Linked DNA regions of Homo sapiens: region 2 is linked to region 1. A link is an interaction called in ENCODE POLR2A ChIA-PET data of the cell type or tissue named here. Cell type or tissue: Caco-2. All regions are shown on one strand. Links, peaks and the distances in the headings refer to the core of each region. The heading gives the core; the rest is flanking DNA.

Region 1 (9,009 bases), core at 4,040-6,539:
TGCAATGACTTCGGAACACTGTAAATTACAATCAACAAATAGAAGACAGCATAGTGAAAACCTGTGTACCTGGGTGATGATGAAGAAATAGACCTTGAAGCAATCAGAAAAGTTGAACATTAATTAGGAAAGACTGTGGAGTGGTGTGGGTTTGAGCTGAGTGTTCTCTTTCTTGTTTGGTTTGGTTTTGCTTTAAATCAGCCATGATATCCAAAATGAATGTGATTTGCAAGAGAGGGTTAATGTGACCTTGTACACTGGATGTTTTTAATAAATAAGGAAAGGCAGGGCCGGCTGGTAGATTAGCTAGACCGAGATACACGGCCCTGCAGTAGCTAGGAGGGAGAGAGGGCAGGGAACCAGGTAAGATTGAGGAGCGGTGGACTTGAGGAAAGGGTGCAGGATATGCCACTGTGAAAAGATGCAGTGGGCCAGGCGCGGTGGTTCACGCCTGTAATCCCAGCACTTTGGGAGGCTGAGGTGGGCAGATCATTTGAGGTCAGGCATTCAAGACCAGCCTCACCAACATGGTGAAACCCTATCACTACTAAAAAATACAAAAATTAGCCAGGTGTGGTGGGGTGCACCTGTAATCCCAGCTACTCAGGAGGCTGAGGCACAAGAATTGCTTGAACCTGGGAGGCGGCTAGCTCAAAAAAAAAAAAAAAGAAAGAAAAGAAAAAAAGACACAGTAAAGTCTAGTGGGGAAAAAAACCCCAAAAACTCTAGTTTGTTTTCTCCCAGAGAAAAGTAGGGAGACCACATGTCCTGATTTGCCCGGTCAGTCTCAGTTTGCTTGTGTTGTAGGTCGGTAACACTGTTAATTATCTTTAGTGTCTCTTTTCGTCTTCAAAAGTGCCTAGTTTTGGGTAATAAATTATTCGGTGATTCTAAAGGACCCAGAATGAACTGAAAGCCACACGATGTTTAACAAATCTTGATAAAGGCTACATCAGCAAGTATCAATGCACTAGTAAAGTCAGGAAGGGAGACAGAGCTGGACTGTCAGTCATCACTCTTTCCAGGACAGGTTCTTCTCTTATTACCTTATGGATTTTGGTAACTTTTGAAGTTTATATATATGTTTTTTAAGTTGAATAAACACTTGACACTTGGTGGTTTAGTTGGTTGTGGATGAAGCAGGATATTCGCATGTGCTTTCCTTGGCTTTATCTTTGCAGACTTCATTACTTAAAAGTTAATCATCAGAGACATACTTCTCAACTCATCCTCAGGAGCTAAGTAAGAAGAACACAGACGCATGGTGCTATAGTCTATTTAAATGTGCTGGACTGGTTATAGCAAAGTTAAATATCACAGAGCAGGTTCTGCGCATGTGCCGTCCACAACCTAAGCCACGTTGACACCTTAGAACAATTTTTTCTTTTTAGATGGAGTCTCACTCTGTCGCCCAGGCTGGAGTGCAGTGGCGCAATCTTAGCTCACGGCAACCTCCGCCTCCCAAGTTCAAGGGATTCTCCTGCCTCAGCCTCCCGAGTAGCTGGGACTACAGGCATGTGCCACCACACCCGGCTAATTTTTTGTATTTTTAGTAGAGATGGGGTTTCACCATGTTAGCCAGGATCGTCTCGATCTCCTGACCTCATGATCTGCCCGCCTCAGCGTCCCCAAGTGCCGGGATTACAGGCGTGAGCCACTGCATCCAGCCAGAACAATTTTTATTTAAAAAGAGTAAAACATAGCAAGGCACAGTGGCACACGCCATGAGGTCAGGAGTTCAAGATCAGCCTGGCCAAGATGGTGAAATGCCATCTTTACTAAAAAATACAAAAAATAGCCGGGCTTGGTGGTGGGTGCCTGTAATCTCTGCTACTTGGGAGGCTGAGGAGGGAGAATCACTTGAACCCAGGAGGTGGAGGTTACAGTGAGCTGAGATCACGCCACCACACTCCAGCCTAGGCGTCAGAGCGAGACTCCATCTCAAAAACAAAAAAAGACTAAAACAACATAGACAGGCATGGTGGCATGTGCCTGTAGTCCCAGCTACTCAGGCTCTTAGGTTTTTGGTGAGAATGTTATACTTTGATAATATTTACATTAGAAAACTATGATCCACAAATATATTTATTGAGACAGGGTCTCGCTGTGTCACCCAGGCTGGAGTGCAGTGGCATGATCATAGCTCCTTACAGCCTTGAATTCCTAAGCTCAAATGATCCCCCCTGCCTCAGCCTCCCAAGTAACTAGGATTATAGGTGCATGCCACCACTCCTGGCCCACAGACATTTATTTTAAAAACAGCTTTATTAAATTGGAATCCCCAGTAGTGCAGTGAAAGTTTCTTTTAAGATTGCAACACATTGGAACTAAATTAAAGTATCTTTTTTTCTAATGTTCTATTTTTCCCAGAAATCCTGGCATCACTTTGCCCCCAAAAAACCCTTTAGAAAGCAAAACCTCAGAATATTCAAGAAATCAAATACTTTGTTTTTGTGTTTTTTAAAGTTAGGGAAAAACTTGTAAGAGTGCAATAGAATATGAAGGCAGGGTCCTCCTTGACCCCTCGACACTCTCTAAACAGGAAACGCTCATTTCACCTTGCTTTTTCCATTAGTCAAAAGATAGTAGCAGCTTTGATCTGTCCATAGCATGTTTATGTTGTTTTAGTTTTTTCATTTTCCCTGCTTGAGAATTTTTTTTAGGGTTTTTAAACAGTTTTGAGGTCAGAAAGTTCCAAGTTCAAATCATGTGATGATTTTTTTCGTTTTAAGAGATGGTGTTGGGCCAGGCGCGGTGGCTCACGCCTGTAATCCCAGCACTTTGGGAGGCCGAGGCAGGCAGATCACAAGGTCAGGAGATTGAGACCATCCTGGCTAACATGGTGAAACCCCATCTCTACTAAAAAAATACAAAAAAATTAGCCGGGCGTGGTGGCAGGCGCCTGTAGTCCCAGCTACTTGGGAGGCTGGGGCAGGAGAATGGTGTGAAGCTGGGAGGCGGAGCTTGCAGTCAGATGAGATCGTGCCACTGCACTCCAGCCTGGGTGACAGAGCAAGACTCCACCTCAAAAAAAATAAAATAAAATAAAAGAGATTGTGTCTTGCTTTGTCACCCAGGCTGGAGTGCAGTGGCACAACCGCAGCTCATTGCAGCCTCGAATGCCTGGCTCAAGTGACCCTCTCACCTCAGCTGCCTCTTGTACAGCCTGTAGAACCATGAGCCCAATAAACCTCTTTTCTTTACAAATTACCCAGCCTCAGGTATTCCTTTAAAGCAACACAAAACAGACTAAGATAGGGCCTGAACTGGTTCAACTACTTTGGAAAACAGTCTGCATTACTATTTATATTTGAACAGGTGTGTACTCTAAAACCCAGCAATTGCACCCCTAGATATATATACCCTTAAGGAAATCTTGGACAAGTGCACCAGGAGACTTATATTAAAATGGTACCCAGCCTGGGCAACATCATAGATAATCAGCCCAGTGAATTTTCACAAAGTGAACATAGCCATGGAACCAGCATCAGGATCATGAAGCAAAACACGACCACCCCTGGAAAGCCCCTTGTGGCTCCTTCCAGTTATCAACAGTACCCCAAAGTCACATCCGTTCTGACCCCCAACACCAGTTTTTCCTTTTTTTTTTTTTTTTTTTAATAAAGATGGTGTCTTGCTATAGTGCCCAGGCTGGCTTCCAACTCCTGGCCTCGAGTGATCCTCCTGCCTCAGCCTCCCAAAGGGCCGGGATGATAGGTGTGAATCGCTGTGCCCTCCTGTTACTTTTTTTTTTTTTTTTTAAGCAGAATCTTGCTCTTTCATTTAGGCTGGAGTGCAGTGATGCAATCTCAGTTCACTGCAATCTCCGCCTCCTGGGTTCAAACGATTCTCCTGCCTCAGTCTCCTGAGTATCTGGGGCTACAGGTGTGTGCCACCACACCCAGCTAATTTTTGTATTTTTAGTAGAGACAGGTTTTCACCATGTTGACCAGGCTGGTCTCGAACTCCTGGCCTCATGTGATCCGCCCGCCTTGGCCTCCCAAAGTGCTGACATTACAGGAGTGAGCCACCGAACCAAGCCCCAGCTATTAGCTTTGAACAAAGACTCATCAGAGGAAAAGCTTGTTTCTTATTTGTCTTATTCATATTTTATCCCTATGCCTGGCACAGTTCCTGGTGCATAATACTTGTTTAATCACATAGGTCAAATGAGTGAGAACAAGCAGACAGGCATCTGACTTTTACAAGACAGTTGACCAAATTAACATAATAATATACAGGGGGAAAGTGATGCTTGATTTCGATGAGAACTAAGATCCAGGAATGCTAACTCAGAAATGAGTTGAAAATTCAAACTTTGAACAGAAGACTACACTTTAGTTTTCTCTTGTAACAATTGTAAACAACTGTAATCAATCTAAAGCTCTGTAAAGCTTTGCTTAGGACTTCCTCAACTGTCCTACAAACACATGCACTGTCCCTGCTGAGGCCGACCTCCGGGGACCTTGTGTCTCCGTCTCACTTGTCAGCGACCCTGTGTTACAGAGACCCTCCTGCCTGACCAATGCAGCCAAGAAATGACTATTTTCAGCCTTCCCTGCCCGACTCCAGGGCCCGGTCAGTCCGAGGACAGAATAGTCATCCTCTCCCTAGGCCAAGCATGTGACCCCAGCCTGAGTGCTTCCCGCCCCAATGAATGAGATAATGAGAGGCCAAATAAGGTTTCAAAACACGCATTGCCTCAGAATTACAGTTTTCCTTAACTGTACTTTTAAATAGCTGGGATTAAGAGCCAAGCACTGCCAAATCGCAGCTTAGCAAGAGAGATCTGTCAACTGTGAGAGATAACAAAAGAAGAAAACCCATTTCAAGCTTTGAACTGCTGTTCCTAAATGATTCCCAGAGAAATACAAATAAATTATATCTTTTGAAGGGCAGATTCATGATGAATGATCTTGTTAGATTGGGGTTCCAAATACTTATTCAAGATACTTCAGAATTTTAAAGGAGCACTTTGGGAGGCTGAGGCAGGCAGATCACTTGAGGTCAGGAGTTCGAGACCAGCCTGGCCAACATGGTGAAACCCCATCTCTACTAAAAATACAAAAATTAGCTGGGCATGGTGGCAGGCACCTTCTCAGGAGGCTGAGGCAAGAGAATCGCTTGACCTCGAGAGGCTGAGGGTGCAGTGAGCTGAAATCATGCCACTGCACTCCAGCCTGGGCAACAGAGCGAGACTCTGTCTCAAAAAAAAAAAAAAAGGTAAAGGGAGCAAGTCTTGACCATGAAAATGACTTCATTTAGAGGATGCTGTCCTCCAATCTGCCCCACTCTCCTCCCCAAAGATCTGTGGTAATTTCTCAGAGATAAGCCTTCAAAGACTCCAGGCAGAGCTAAAGCCCCAACTGGAGATACACAAATCCATTTTATCCACATTGTAAGCAGTCTTCAAAAACAGGAATGTTCAAGCCAGAAACACATTGAATTTGCCTGAGAAAGCTGAGTGGAGAAAGCAATTCTTTCTCCTTTCTACCTCTTTCCAGTTACGTGTGATTGGAGGCCCTTCAGCCAGTGTAATCTTTGCCCAAGCTGCTCCTCTGTGTGGGATGGCAGGGCTAACCTCGCTGCCTGGAGAACTTCAGCTCCACCTACAAGACCTCTGTCCTCAGCCCTTCTTTGAAGCTTCTCCGGTGCCTCCAGGCCCTCTCAGATGTTACAACAAATAACTGAGAAAGAATTTATGGTGGAACTTAGCAAATCAGCAACAATGACAAATCAACAAGAAAAAGACAAACAATCCAATAGAAAAATAGACAAAAACTGGAATCTGCACTTCAAAGAAATACGAAACTCAAATGGCCAATAAATGCCAATATGCTCAACCTCATTAATAATCATGAAAGTACAAGTTAATACCTACTTCATGAGTTAATATCTAATACAGTCGGATCATGCTACATGCCTGACAGATGGAAAAAAATTTACAAGTCTGACAATGCCCAGTGTCAGTGAGAATATGGAGAGAAACGGTCATGTGCTCCTGGTAGGGGTACGCTATCATTTGGGCCTCTGTCCCTCCAAATCTTATGTTGAAATGTGATCCCCAAGGTTGGAAGAAGGGCCTAATGGGAGATGTTTGGTTCATGGGGCAGGTCCCTCATGAATAGATTATTGCCCTCTCTGGGGAAGGGGGTCAGTTCTCACTCTATTAGTTCTCATGATTGCTGGTTGTTAAAAAGGAGCCTGGCACTCGCCGACTCTCCTGCTTCCTGTCTTGCCTTGTGACCTCTGCACATGTTGGTGTCCCTTTGCCTTCTGCCATGAGTAGGAAGTAGCCTGAGGCCCTCATCAGAAGTAAGTGCTGGGGCCACGCCTCTTGTATAGCCGGTAGAACCATGAGCCCAATAAACCTCTTTTCTTTATAAATAACCCAGCCTCAGGTATTCCTTTAAAGCAACACAAAACAGACGAAGATAGGGTCTGAACTGGTCCAACTACTTTGGAAAACAGTCTGCATTACTATGTATATTTGAACAGGTGTGTACTCTAAAACCCAGCAATTGCACCCCTAGATATATATACCCTTAAGGAAATCTTGGACAAGTGCACCAGGAGACTTATATTAAAATGTTACTCAGCCTGGGCAACATAGTGAGACCCCATCTCAACAAAAAAATTTTAAAAATTAGCTGGGCATGGTGGCATGCACCTATGGTTCCAACTGCTTGGGAGGCTGAGGTGGAAGGATCGTTTGAGCCCAGGAGGTTGAGGCTGCAGTGAGCTGCAATCACACCACTGCACTCCAGCCTGGGTGACAGAGTGAGACCTTGTCTCAAAAAAAATTAAAAAAGTTCCAGTGATGTTTACAATAGCCAAAATGAGAAACAACTGAAATCTTTATTAAAAGTAAAATGGATAAGGCCGGGTGCAGTGGCTCATGGGTGTAACCCCAGCACTTTGGGAGGCCAAGGTGGGCAGATCACTTGAGGTCAGGAGTTCAAGACCAGCGTGGCCAACATGATGAAACCCCATCTCTACTAAAAATACAAAAATTAGCCAGGCGTGGTGGCATGCACCTGTAATCCCAGCTACTCAGGAGGCCGAGGCATGAGAATCACTTGAACCTGGGAGGCAGAGGTTACAGTGAGCTAAATTCACACCACTGAACTCCAGCCTGGGAGACAGAGTGAGACTCTGTCTCAAAAACAAAACAACAAAACAGAAAAAGTAATATAGATAAATTGTGGTACATCCACACTATGGAGTACTATACAGCAGCGAACATGGATGACTACTGATGTGCACATCAATATGAATGAATCTCACAAGCATGTTAAGTGAAAGAAACAAGTTAGAGAAGACTCTTCCATTAAAGTATATATTTTTTATTTCTATGAAGTTCAAAAATGTCAAAACTAACCAGTGGGAGCCTTTGGCAGGTAATTAGGTCCTCAGGAGCCCCCATGAGGGATCAGTTCTCTTATAAGAAGAGGAAGAGAACTAGCTCTCTTTCTGTCATGTAAGGATACAGGGAGAGGTCAGCTCTCTGAAACTGGAAAAATGACCCTCAGCAAGAACCCAACCCTGCTGGCATCCCAATCTGACTTCCAATCTGCAGAACTGTAAGAAAGAAATTGTTGGCTAGGTGCCGTGGCTCACGCCTGTAATCCCAGCACTTTGGGAGGCCAAGGTGGGTGGATCGCTTGAGCCATGGAGTTCAAAACCAGCCTGGGCAACATGGTAAAACTCCATCTCTACAAAAAAATACAAAAATTAGTGGGGTGTGGTGATGCCCACCTGTAGTCCCAACTACTCAGGTGGCTGAGGTGGGCGGTTTGCCTGAGCCCAGGAGGTAATGGCTGCAGTGAGCTGTTATGGTATTACTGCACTCCAGCCTGGGTGACAGAGCAAGACCCTGAAAAAAGAAAGACAAAGAAACAAAGAAAAAAAGAGAAAGAGAGAAAGGAGAGAAAAGAGAGAAAGGAAAAGAAAGGAAGAAAGGAAGAGCAAGAAAGCAAGAAAAAGAAAGGAAGGAAGAGAAGGGAAGGAAGGAAGGAAGGAAGAAAGAGAAGGGAAGGAAGGAAGGAAAGAAAGAAAAGAAAGGAAAGAAAGAAGGGAGGGAGAGAGGGAGAGATTGCTAATCAGAACAGTTCGTGGCATTTTGTTATAGTAGCCCAAGCTGACTAGGACAAGGTGTATTCAGATTTTCTAATTTCTTCATGATTGAGTTTTAGTAAGTTGTGTATTTCTAGGAATGTGTCCATTTCATCTAGCTTATCCAATTGGTTGGCATATCCATACACATTTTAAACTCAGGTTGTAAAAAATCCTCTTTCTCATATTCCCCTTCAAAAAACTATTGCTATTAGTTAAGATTATGATTATTTTATAAATAATATTTTTGTAATATTTTTCTTTAATTCTATGTAGATTGCAATTTTAAAGTTTTTAATTTTCTAACTAATGCTGGCATATAGAAATACAATTGATTTTTATATATTTATTTTGTATCCTGAAATACATCTGGTCTTGTTTCTTTATTCCTAATTATTCCTAATAATGAGGTTGAGCATATCTTCGCTTACTGGCCACTTGAGTTTCCTCTTTTGCAGTGCAGATTCCAGCCTTCTGTCTTTTTTTTTTTTTTTTTCTTTGAGACAGAGTTTTGCTGTTGTTGCCCCAGCTGGAGCTTACTTACTTACTTACTGTCACCCATGCTGGAGTGTGGCGGTGTGACCATGACTCACTACAGCCTCCACCTCCTGAGCTCATGCAATCCTCCTGCCTCCGTCTCCTGAGTACCTGGAACCCCAGGCCTGTGCCACCACACCTGGCTATTTATTTTTTTTTATTTTTGTAGAGAGAAGATCTCACCATATTGCCCGGGCTGGTCTTGAATTCTTGGGTTCAAGTGATCCTCCTGCCTCAGCCTCCCAAAGTGGTGGGATTATAGGTGTGAGCCACCACACCCAGCCCATAATGGCAGGTTATACATGGCATAATGTATAATGGCATATAATGGAATAATGCCATAATGCCATAAAGGCA
Region 2 (5,122 bases), core at 1-2,500, 110 kb before region 1:
TCCTGTAGTGGTTAATACAAACTCAACATGCTTGGGAAAATTTTTTAGCATTTATTTTATTATGTGTTTTAAAAGAAACACATCTTTATTTGAAAATGTTTTCCAAAGAATGTGTTCACTTCTTGGGAGTCTGAGATCCTGAGCCTTTTCTGAACCGGGTCTGGGTCTGGTGGGGCACTGCCCCCGCGCCCCGTGTCCCCACATCCCCTGCAGCTCCACAGCTGCCACCCAGCCTCCCTCACTGTCCCGCACCATTTTCCCTTTGAATTACTTCAAATATGGGCCTCAAATATGATACACTTGGACTGCCTTCCCAAGTTCATTTCTACTCTTAGGGGAATTCTGTTAAACTGCTACTCTGTGGTTAGAAAAAAACAACTTTTCTCCACGGAAAGTATGACTTGAATATACTGAGCCATAGGCACACATAATTAAACACTTGTAAATGAATTACTGAAAAGTATATTTTGTTTTTTATTTGGAATAGAAAGATGGGATTGATATAAAGCTATTTAAATTTTTTACAGGTATTTTGGGAAAGTTCTTAAAACTCCTTTCTAGCTCTGTCCTAAATTTATCTCAACATATCTACTTCATTTGAAGTAATAGTTGGATTTTTTTAAGGTGAAAAAACTGAAACGGCTTTATTTTAACAGTAGGAAAGTTCAAATATAAGCTGTCATAGAATTACCACTTTTCCCCCCACATTTCCCAGGCCTTAATCATTTATTTATATTGGTATTCCTTCGGTATATGTCTTAGTTTCTCTTTTAAAAAGTGAGGAGAGTAACTAAGGTGATGATACCTTACTCCACTCTACTGTAATTTAACTGTTCACAGTCACTGTCCATGCACTAAGTAAGCTTCTTACCTCATTAACTATTTCTTGAAACATTTCATAAATATTTAAAGATAGTGAGTGAGACTCTTGTAATCCATGTAAGCATTAGTCATGTCATGATCCTTAGCATCTTCATTACCAAATTTACAGTATTTGTAATTATCACTAAACTTTAATATAAATCACACACTTTTGTATTTGGTGGCATCCTGAGTCAGACGGCATCCCCATGTGTGTAGATGTTGTTGTTACTGGTTGGGGTAACACTAGCTGCTGTAGAGGTGGAACTCCTGATCTCGTTGGCCTACCACGATGGAATTTTGTTTCTTGCCCCTGTGAAGAATGCTCTGTGTTGGTGTTTAGGGGGAGGCCTTGCCCACAGGGATTCAGGAACACAGGCTCCTTTCACCTTGAGGCTCTCCCATCCCCATAGGGTCTCAGAGTCCAGAGTTTACTGGCAGCAGAGAAAGGAATGAGCATCGCATAGGAGAGGGCCCCTGGGGAGGGGCACCATGTATGCCTTCCGTCCATATTCACGGCTCAGTCATGTGCTCACGTGGCCCCACCTGACTGCAAGGGGGCCTCGCCGTGTGCCCCGGAGAAAGAGGAGACAGGTGTGGTGAACACAGAAGGGTTGGCCTTGCCCCTCACTCCCAGTATAACAACAGTTCTGCTGACTTTGTGTTTCCAGTGAGAACATTCTGTCAGTCCAGTTAATCTCAATTTTGTGGGTATGAGTGTGCATGGCTATTAAGAGGAAAAAATATCCAAAAACCTGAATTTTTTTGTTGATTCAAATGGGAAACAGGTTTTGAAACTGTTACCTAGTTAAAACATAATCTGTAGTCTGCTGCCACCTACTGCTCAAAGATGAGATTTGTTTGAAAGAGCCAGTAAACCTCTGGGTCACTGTTTTTTTAATTCACATAAAAATACTGGCTTTTTGAATAAAATAAGTGAATTTGAAAATTCTCAATATCTCAAATGTGACATTAAATACCTATTCAAAGGGTATAGAGTAGTAAGCATTGGGGACTGTGAGACTTAAGGTGCTGTGCCATTCATGATTATTCTTTCTCAAATTTACACTTCATTGCATAAGGTTTCCCTTGATCACCTTCTGAAACCTGGCTTCTGTGCCTTATCTTGAAAAATGAAAATATTCAGTAACCTCATCTTTAGCTCCTGGAATAACAGTTACATCCAGTTTATTTCTGAATACATTTCTTTTTCTAGGTGGGTCTTGCCTCTAGAGAATTTGCTCGTTTAATTTCTCCTTCCTTCTTTGTGAGGTAATAGGCGAACTTAGAAAAGATTTGGTTTTAAAGAATATAGCCTTGGACTACAGTAATTTTCTACAGGATGTATAAAGTGCCACAGCTTTTTCTAGGACGTTAGGATCAAAGGTTTCCAAACAGCAGATTTTCTTAATTACCCTGTCATTTTCATCATGGAAATGTAAATAAATACTTATAACTATTTTACTCCTTTAATTAAAAATCAGAAAGGCCACAGTTGAAATGTTTGCATTATTGTGAATGACCGTGGTGATTTTGTGACGTATTTACTATATTCACAGTTAATTTCTCACTGGTACTATATTAGGTTATCTTTCATGTCATTTATGATATGATTCTAAACCCTATCTAAGAAAAGTTATGCCTGATTGTAGGTCCATCCGTTCTTTTTAGCGGATGTGTTATTTGGTTTGAGCCCCCAGAGAACCATGCAGTAAACTAGGAATTCAAGGAGTTGTAATAAAGCACATCTTTTCCCCATCCCCTGTCCACAGTGAATCGGAGCCCGGTTCCAGGCAGTGGCCCGAGTCTGACACACTCTCTGGCTCCCAGTCCCCACAGTCCGTGGGAAGCGCAGCTGCAGATAGCGGCACCGAGTGCCTCTCAGATTCTGCCATGGACTTGCCTGACGTTACCCTCTCCCTTTGCGGGGGCCTCAGTGAAAATGGAGAAATTTCAAAAGGTACGTTGGGTGTTTGTGCCCCATCTTCATTTCAGAGAGCAATCTGGTCATCACTTGGTTAAAACTTACCGTGTAGCCATTTCAGGATATTTACATTCTTTAGGGATCTTGTGCAGGTAACAGGTATGTTCTGTAATGTCAGACCCTTATACCCTCACTTAAGGTCTTAATTGACACCTCTTTATGGAGTGGCTTTGAGGTAGTGTGCCCTTAAAGGCTCTAATTTCAAATTAAGAGGTTGGGAGTTATCAGGCCGCCCTGTTTTCTGAGCTGCCAGGGTGCGATCATCACACTGCACCAGTTTTCTCATCTGTAAAGTTACAGAAACATTTGTGGAACTGGGGCCCAGCTGCCCTTCTGGAAAGCACTGGGCCTTAGACATGAATATAGGGCCCTGAAGTTGTAGAAAATTGATTGTCCACTGAGTACGTGGTCTTTCTGGCAAAAATTAGGAGGATTACTTTCTGTATAAGGCTGGAGGGTTGGCCTACGAGAGTAAAGCTTGCTCAGGAATCAGGAGGGAGTTTAGCAGACATGTCAGGATGCCTATAGGCTGGGCTGAGTGCCATGTGCATCCGTCCTCAATTCATCAGCATTTTTTTTTAACCTTCCTTTTAAAACTGAACTCTTAGTATTTCTCAGTTTGGCCTGTGGCCCCTGTATGATTTTCTTCTAAGGGAAAATTTTCTTTCCGTGACTAGTGTCATCTTTTGTCTTCCCTCTCCCTTAGAGGAACTGAAGGTGTGATGTGGCAGACTGCATGGCCAGAGGCTCAGGACCATGTGTTCCTGAAGTCTTTCCTTTCCAGGGTCACAGGAAGCTCATTATGCCTCTTCCCTGTCTCTTCATTGTTTGTTTGCTTTATATTTTGCAAGAAATTTAAAGTGTGTTATGGCCAATGGTTCATTCTAGGGACTAAGTTAAATAGGTCACATTCTTTCTGTAATCCTCTTAAATGTTCAGTTTAAAAAATTATATGCGAGGGAATGCGAAATACAAAATGTAGGTAAAATATAAAAGTTACACCTTTGTTTTAAATATTGGTGACTTAGTCTAGTAGAGTTTATTGGAAGAGGCAGAAATGACAAGTAAATGTAAGTAATACACACATTACCTGGAGAAACAATCCAAGTGAGCAGTTTCTCTGTTAGCCTAGATCTAGGAGAATACAGGTTTAGGAACAGGGTACAAAAATTCATGGGAAGCCCTCATTCACTCTGCAAGAACTTGGGATTTATTTCACAGACCTTGAGCCAAATTCTAGGTTTTTTTGTTTTGCCTTGTTTTGTTTTTTTAATTCTCCAAGCAATTGTAACATGTAATTTTTGTTGTTGTTTTTATTATTTAAGACAGAGCCTTGCTCTGTCACCCAGGCTGGAGTGCAGTGGCACCATCTCAGCTCACTGCAACCTCCATCTCCTGGGTTCAAGTGATTGTCACGCCTGCCTCAGCCTCCCAAGTAGCTGGAATTACAGGTTGGCACCACCATACCCGCCTTATTTTTGTATTTTTAGTAGAGATGGGTTTTCACCGTATTGGCCAGGCTAGTCCCTAACTCCTGACCTCAAGTGATCGGCCCACATCGGCCTCCCAGAGTGTTGGAATTATAGGTGTGAGCCACTGTGCCTGGCCCAAACAATTTTAAGATATGTTTTGATATAATGTAGCTTGCTAAAGCTGTAAGACCCCTATGAATATTCCCCAGTTATGCCGTTGCCTGTCAGTAAAGTTTCTTCCTCTGAGAATAGAACTTCGACAGTTTTCGTGTGTGTGTGTCTGTCTGTCTTTCTGTGTCTGTCTTCCGTCCCTCTCTAGCCACATCTGTATGTATTTTTTTTGAAAGTCTCTGTCATGTCCCTTTTTACTAGTTTGTTTGTTTTCACTGGGAGACAGTGGAAAAGGAGAATAGAAAAGAAGTGTTCTTTCTTGTCCTGGGGAAAAAAAGCGTCTGACATTTTGCTTTTGATGAATATTCAAAAATTAGTTTTTTTAGACAGATGATTTTAGCCTTCAATTTCTGCAATGCAGAGAGTATTATAATCTCATATAGGGATTTATGTAATCTCTAACCAAATTGATTATTATTTTACATTGCAGAAAAATTCATGGAGCATATCATTACTTATCACGAATTTGCAGAAAACCCTGGACTTATAGACAATCCTAACCTTGTAATAAGGATATATAATCGGTAAATACTCCTGCTTTTATAATTGTTAAATACTCTTGCAGTTTTTTTACAAGTGCCATTTTTAACTGTTACTTATAAAAGTGTTCCTTCTTATAAAACTTGTCATCTCA

The links. ChIA-PET counts read pairs that join two places held together with the same protein. Peaks named below come from ENCODE experiments on the same cell type or tissue, not always from the same donor. Only the 100,000 strongest peaks of a DNase experiment are listed, where the experiment ranks them.
Region 2: POLR2A ChIA-PET joins it to region 1 with 6 read pairs; 4 of 35 experiments call an interaction of 5 or more read pairs at or near these places.

Annotation. Positions count from the first base shown.
Region 1 is chr18:2,822,384-2,831,392 of GRCh38, reverse strand. No RefSeq gene overlaps it. Among named protein-coding and RNA genes, the nearest start is that of EMILIN2, 20 kb to the left of the region's middle. In Caco-2, for the core only: no CTCF peak of the experiment used is centred there; DNase peaks (open chromatin) are centred at 5,592 and 6,282.
Region 2 is chr18:2,928,955-2,934,076 of GRCh38, reverse strand. LPIN2 (lipin 2) reads left to right here. Exons shown (of 20, transcript NM_001375808.2): 9 at 2,634-2,821; 10 at 4,919-5,012. Among named protein-coding and RNA genes, the nearest start is that of LPIN2-AS2, 35 kb to the left of the region's middle. In Caco-2, for the core only: CTCF peaks have their summits at 1,501 and 1,710 (motif pointing left); no DNase peak of the experiment used is centred there.